Regions from separate parts of the Homo sapiens genome. Here region 2 is linked to region 1. Evidence: chromatin contacts called from ENCODE Hi-C or POLR2A ChIA-PET data. All regions are on one chromosome and are shown on one strand. The core of a region is the stretch at or near the end of the contact, and the rest is flanking DNA. Distances in the headings are between cores, read along the strand shown.

Region 1 (3,551 bases), core at 183-2,682:
ATACTGCTCTTTAAGGCATTGAGATGTTTATGTATATGCACATCAAAAGCACAGCACTTTTTTCTTTACCTTGTTTATGATGCAGAGACATTTGTTCACATGTTTTCCTGCTGGCCCTCTCCCCACTATTACCCTATTGTCCTGCCACATCCCCCTCTCCGAGATGGTAGAGATAATGATCAATAAATACTGAGGGAACTCAGAGACCGGTGCGGCGCGGGTCCTCCATATGCTGAGCGCCGGTCCCCTGGGCCCACTTTTCTTTCTCTATACTTTGTCTCTGTTGTCTTTCTTTTCTCAAGTCTCTCGTTCCACCTGAGGAGAAATGCCCACAGCTGTGGAGGCGCAGGCCACTCCATCTGGTGCCCAACGTGGATGCTTTTCTCTAGGGTGAAGGGACTCTCGAGTGTGGTCATTGAGGACAAGTCAACGAGAGATTCCCGAGTACGTCTACAGTGAGCCTTGTGGTAAGCTTGGGCGCTCGGAAGAAGCCAGGGTTAATGGGGCAAACTAAAAGTAAAGTCTCTCATTCCACCTGATGAGAAACACCCAGAGGTGTGGAGGGGCAGGCCACCCCTTCAGGGTAGGGTCCCCTCCATGCAGACCATAGAGCACAGGTGTGCCCCAAAGAGGAGCAGAGAGAAGGAGGGAGAGGGCCCACGAGAGACTTGGAAATGAATGGCAGGATTTTAGGCGCTGGACTTGGGTTCGGGGCACCTGGCCTTTCCTTGTGTATTTCTCCTACTGTCTGCCTAACTATTTAATACAATAAAAGAAAACCAGCCCCTGGTTCTTGTGGTGTTTCCACCCTCCCGGGTCCCCGCTGGCTGCCTGGCTTCCTCCCGCAGCTCCTGCTGTGTGTGTATGTGTGTGTGTGTGCACATCTGTGGGGCGTATGTGTGTTCGTCTTTGTAATTGAGGCTGCAGAGTGGAGAGAGCAGGGGTTTTCTCTGGGGACCCAGAGAGAAGGAGGCGTTTTCACCACAGCCGAACAGGGCAGGACCCCAGCACCCGGGACCCAGCGGGACTTTGCCAAGGGGATGGACCTGGCTGGGCCACGCGGCTGTTTGTGTAGGGAAAAGAAAGAGAGATCACACTGTTACTGTGTCTATGTAGAAAAGGAAGACATAAACTCCATTTTGAGCTGTACTAAGAAAAATTATTTTGCCTTGACCTGCTGTTAACCTGTAACTGTAGCCCCAACCCTGTGCTCAAAGAAACATGTGCTGTATGGAATCAAGGTTTAAGGGATCAAGGGCTGTACAGGATGTGCCTTGTTAACAATGTGTTTACAGGCAGTATGCTTGGTAAAAGTCATCGCCATTCTCCATTCTCCATTAATCAGGGGCACGATGCACTGCGGAAAGCCACAGGGACCTCTGCCCGAGAAAGCCTGGGTATTGTCCAAGGCTTCCCCCCACTGAGACAGCCTGAGATACGGCCTCGTGGGAAGGGAAAGACCTGACCGTCCCCCAGCCCGACACCCGTAAAGGGTCTGTGCTGAGGAGGATTAGTAAAAGGGGAAGGCCTCTTGCAGTTGAGATAAGAGGAAGGCCTCCGTCTCCTGCATGTCCTTGGGAATGGAATGTCTTGGTGTAAAACCCGATAGTACATTCCTTCTATTCTGAGAGAAGAAAACCACCCTGTGGCTGGAGGTGAGATATGCTAGCGGCAATGCTGCTCTGTTACTCTTTGCTACACTGAGATGTTTGGGTGGAGAGAAGCATAAATCTGGCCTATGTGCACATCTGGGCACAGAACCTCCCCTTGAACTTGTGACACAGATTCCTTTGTTCACATGTTTTCCTGCTGACCTTCTCCCCACTATCGCCCTGTTCTCCCACCGCATTCCCCTTGCTGAGATAGTGAAAATAGTAATCTGTAGATACCAAGGGAACTCAGAGACCATGGCCGGTGCACATCCTCCGTACGCTGAGCGCTGGTCCCCTGGGCCCATTGTTCTTTCTCTATACTTTGTCTCTGTGTCTTATTTCTTTCCTCAGTCTCTCATCCCTCCTGACGAGAAATACCCACAGGTGTGGAGGGGCTGGCCCCCTTCATCTGATGCCCAATGTGGGTGCCTTTCTCTAGGGTGAAGGTACTCTACAGTGTGGTCATTGAGGACAAGTTGACGAGAGAGTCCCAAGTACGTCCACGGTCAGCCTTGCGGTAAGCTTGTGTGCTTAGAGGAACCCAGGGTAACGATGGGGCAAACTGAAAGTAAATATGCCTCTTATCTCAGCTTTATTAAAATTCTTTTAAGAAGAGGGGGAGTTAGAGCTTCTACAGAAAATCTAATTACGCTATTTCAAACAATAGAACAATTCTGCCCATGGTTTCCAGAACAGGGAACTTTAGATCTAAAAGATTGGGAAAAAATTGGCAAAGAATTAAAACAAGCAAATAGGGAAGGTAAAATCATCCCACTTACAGTATGGAATGATTGGGCCATTATTAAAGCAACTTTAGAACCATTTCAAACAGGAGAAGATATTGTTTCAGTTTCTGATGCCCCTAAAAGCTGTGTAACAGATTGTGAAGAAGAGGCAGGGACAGAATCCCAGCAAGGAACGGAAAGTTCACATTGTAAATATGTAGCAGAGTCTGTAATGGCTCAGTCAACGCAAAATGTTGACTACAGTCAATTACAGGAGATAATATACCCTGAATCATCAAAATTGGGGGAAGGAGGTCCAGAATCATTGGGGCCATCAGAGCCTAAACCACGATCGCCATCAACTCCTCCTCCCGTGGTTCAGATGCCTGTAACATTACAACCTCAAACGCAGGTTAGACAAGCACAAACCCCAAGAGAAAATCAAGTAGAAAGGGACAGAGTCTCTATCCCGGCAATGCCAACTCAGATACAGTATCCACAATATCAGCCGGTAGAAAATAAGACCCAACCGCTGGTAGTTTATCAATACCGGCTGCCAACCGAGCTTCAGTATCGGCCTCCTTCAGAGGTTCAATACAGACCTCAAGCGGTGTGTCCTGTGCCAAATAGCACGGCACCATACCAGCAACCCACAGCGATGGCGTCTAATTCACCAGCAACACAGGACGCGGCGCTGTATCCTCAGCCGCCCACTGTGAGACTTAATCCTACAGCATCACGTAGTGGACAGGGTGGTGCACTGCATGCAGTCATTGATGAAGCCAGAAAACAGGGCGATCTTGAGGCATGGCGGTTCCTGGTAATTTTACAACTGGTACAGGCCGGGGAAGAGACTCAAGTAGGAGCGCCTGCCCGAGCTGAGACTAGATGTGAACCTTTCACCATGAAAATGTTAAAAGATATAAAGGAAGGAGTTAAACAATATGGATCCAACTCCCCTTATATAAGAACATTATTAGATTCCATTGCTCATGGAAATAGACTTACTCCTTATGACTGGGAAATTTTGGCCAAATCTTCCCTTTCATCCTCTCAGTATCTACAGTTTAAAACCTGGTGGATTGATGGAGTACAAGAACAGGTACGAAAAAATCAGGCTACTAAGCCCACTGTTAATATAGACGCAGACCAATTGTTAGGAACAGGTCCAAAT
Region 2 (3,273 bases), core at 69-2,568, 51 kb before region 1:
ATAGACAGTTCAGGGTGAAGGCACAATCCACATTGTGAGGTCCAACTGCTGCCATGTAGACAGGCGTGCTTTTACATATACAGGAAGGTCATTGAAGATAAGTGTTTTATATCCACGATCAACATATGAGATGACCATGAAATGAACACCAGTGTACTGGGTGGAGCAGCTTATCTATTCAGTCTTCTGCACTAAAACCTGTGAAAGAATATCATGTTGCCTTATTTACTAACAAATACAAGTGCCTCTAAACTTAGTTTCCAACTCACAGAACTGATGAGCACTTAGCTCCTAGAGAGAGCTCTGGATGATGGGTCGGGAGAACTAAGTCACACAATACATCAAAACAGCATTAACAAGTAAACAGGTTTTCAAAGCTTTCTACATGCAAACTTACACAATTATCCCTTTAATTTTTATCTTCATATATATGTATATGATCTATTTGTTTCTGAGTATAAATAAAACTGTATGTTCTTAGTTAACAGTCTCTACCAATTCATTCTATTTATCTTTCTGTGTTGAAATACTGCATTTCATTGGGAAACAAAAAAAAAAAAAAATTTGACTAAGACTACTCTGGAAAGGTGAGTAGGTTGGGTGATTGACTGTAATTGACAATTCTATGATTTTGGATAACTCCCAAAGCATAAAAATAAATGTTTTTTATTTCACACACAGACAATACGCATTCTTATTACATTTAAAATTGATATGTGAATGGACATGACTTACTACAAATTTATTAAACTAAATACACATTTCACAACAAAAGAAGAGAGGAAGGAAAAACATGTCAAAAACAAAGATAGGTACATTTTATTGTGTGAAAAGCCTCAAACCCATCTGTACTACTGTGGCTTTTCTCCAAACTTTTTGAAAGTAATGATTTCATAGGTTCTTAATTAGGTTAAAAACTACATTAAAATAGACTTTGCCATATTCTCCTCAAGGGAATAACTTAATTTGGGGCGGGAGCATTGAAGGGTGCAGGATGTAAAAGGAAATGATACATATTTTTTAAATGAAGAAAAAGTTCAAAAGCACCCTGCTTGATACAAGAATCAAATATATAAAATGAGGAATAAAACATAACCACAAAACTTATTTATAACTGCATATGGAAAATACAGAGGATAATTTTTTAAATAACATATTTTGAAAGTATTAACTAGTAATTTGAAAAGACAGCATTTGACAGGCCAGTATGAACATACCTCGAATGCAGGAAAAGTGGATCCCCATAAGAAAAATCAAAATCAGGAAAAATGAAAGCACAAAGGTTCAATCTGCTCTGACCTTCGAAAAACTCAGCACAGACAGTGGCACTTAAGACTGAGGGCAGGAGATCCCTAATCCCATCACCACGGTGATGGGGCATCACAGACATTCCCGGGTGAAGGCACAATCCACACTGTGAGGTCCAACTGCTGCCATGCAGACAGGTGTGCTTTTACATGTACAGGAAGGTCATTGAAGATAAGTGTTTTATTTCAAAAACTGAATCCCAAGCCTACACATTATTATTCTGTGTTTCTTAAAATAAGTTATGAGATGGGAAATAGGGTACCCCTAAATATAGCCAATAGTGAGAATTTCAAATTGAAGAGGGGCACAACTGATTATTCTGAAAACAAGCAGAGATTCCATTCTTTTTTTTCTTTTTCAACTTTTATGTTAGATTCAGGGTGTACACGTGCAGGTTAGTTACCTGGGTATATTGTGTGGTGCTGAGGTTTGGGGTATGAATGATCTCAACACCCAGGTACTGAACATGGTACTCAGCAGTTTTTCAACCTTTTCCTTCCTCCCTCCCTCTCTTAGCAGTCCTAGTGTCTATTGTCACCATCTTCGTGTCCATGGGTACTCAGCGTTTAGCACCTACTTATAAGAACATGAGGCGTTTGTTTTCTGTTACATTAGTTCACTTAGTGGCTTCTAGCTCTAGCCATTTTCCCGCAAAGAACATAATTTCATTCTTTTGTAGCTGCATAGTATTCCATGGTCTATATGTACCACATTTTTATCCAGTCCACTGTTGACGGGCACCTAGGTTGATCCCATGTCTTTGCTATCGTGAATAGTGTTGCAATAAACATACGAGTGCGTATGTCTTTTTGGTGGAATGATTTGTTTTCTTTTGGATACATACTCAGTAATGGGATTGCTGGGCTGAATGTTAGTTCTGTTTTATGTTCTTTGAGAAATCTCCAAACTGCTTTCCACAGTGGCTGAACTAACTTACATTCCCACCAACAGTGTATAAGCATTTCGTTTTCTCCTTATCCTTGCCAGTATCTGCTATTTTTTTTTACTTTTAAAAAAATAGTCTTTCTGACTGGTGTGAGATAATATCTCATTGTGGTTTTGATTTGCATTTCTCTCATGATTAGTGATGATAAGCATTTTTTCACGTTTGTTGGCTGCATGTATGTCTTCTTTTGAGAAGTGTTTATTTGCCCCTTTTTAAATGGGGCTGTTTTTGCTTGTGGAATTAAGTTCCTCATAGATTCTGGATATTAGACCTTTGTTGTACGCATAGTTTGTGAATAATTCCCCCCATCCTGTAGGTTGTCTGCTTACTCTGCTGATGGTCTCCTTTGCTGTGTGGCAGCTCTTTAGTTTAACTAGGTCTCACTTGCCAAGTTTTGTTGCAATTTCTTTTAAAGACTTAGTCATGAATTATTTCCCATAGGCCATGTCAAGAATGGTACTTCTGAAGTTTTTCTTCCAGGATTATTGTAGTTTGAGGTCTTAAATTTAAATCTTTAATCCAACCTGCGTAAATTTTTGTATATGGTGAAAAATAGGTGTCCAGTTTTTTTCTTTTTTTCTTTTTTTTTTTTGAGAGGGAGTCTTGCTCATCGCCAGGCTGGAGCGTAGTGGCCATTTCGACTCACAGCAACCTCCGCTTCCTGGGTTCAAGTGATTCTCCTGCCTCAGCTTCCCGAGTAGCTGGGATTACAGGCACGTTCCACCATGTCCAGCTAATTTTTGTAATTTTAGTAGAGACGGGTTTTCACCATCTTGGCCAGGCTGGTCTTTTTTTTTTTTTTTTTTTTTTTTTGAGACGGAGTCTCGCTCTGTCTGGGTGCCCAGGCTGGAGTGCAGTGGCGCGATCTCGGCTCACCGCAAGCTCTGCCTCCCAGGTTCAAGCCATTTTCCTGCCTCAGCCTCTCGAGTAGCTGGGACTACAGGCGCCCGCCAGAACGCCCTTCTAATTTTTTGTATTTTTAGTAGAGACGGTATTTAGTAACATGGTATTTCACCGTG

Evidence for each region. A loop is a pair of places that touch in the nucleus more often than their neighbours do. ChIA-PET counts read pairs that join two places held with the same protein, here RNA polymerase II (POLR2A). Pooled maps may share reads with other maps.
Region 2: a map of sigmoid colon shows a loop between it and region 1 (4-fold over the local background). The contact joins the promoter of FAM230I here to the promoter of PCAT14 in region 1. A Hi-C loop is called at or near these places in 1 of 168 maps with a recorded cell type or tissue (sigmoid colon) and 4 of 50 pooled maps. POLR2A ChIA-PET finds 5 or more read pairs at or near these places in 1 of 52 experiments (WTC11).

The regions. Positions count from the first base shown.
Region 1 is chr22:23,536,670-23,540,220 of GRCh38, forward strand. It overlaps PCAT14 (prostate cancer associated transcript 14), which reads left to right and starts at 1,433. Exons shown (of 4, transcript NR_109832.1): 1 at 1,433-1,655; 2 at 2,092-2,169. LOC124900476 (endogenous retrovirus group K member 5 Gag polyprotein-like) reads left to right here and starts at 212. Exons shown (of 2, transcript XM_047441690.1): 1 at 212-467; 2 at 2,092-3,551. The coding sequence starts at 2,205. RefSeq lists enhancers at 1-398, 1,631-2,245, 2,933-3,227, 2,953-3,247 and a silencer at 1,453-1,747.
Region 2 is chr22:23,485,662-23,488,934 of GRCh38, forward strand. It overlaps FAM230I (family with sequence similarity 230 member I), which reads right to left and starts at 1,319. Exons shown (of 12, transcript NR_165490.1): 1 at 1,218-1,319.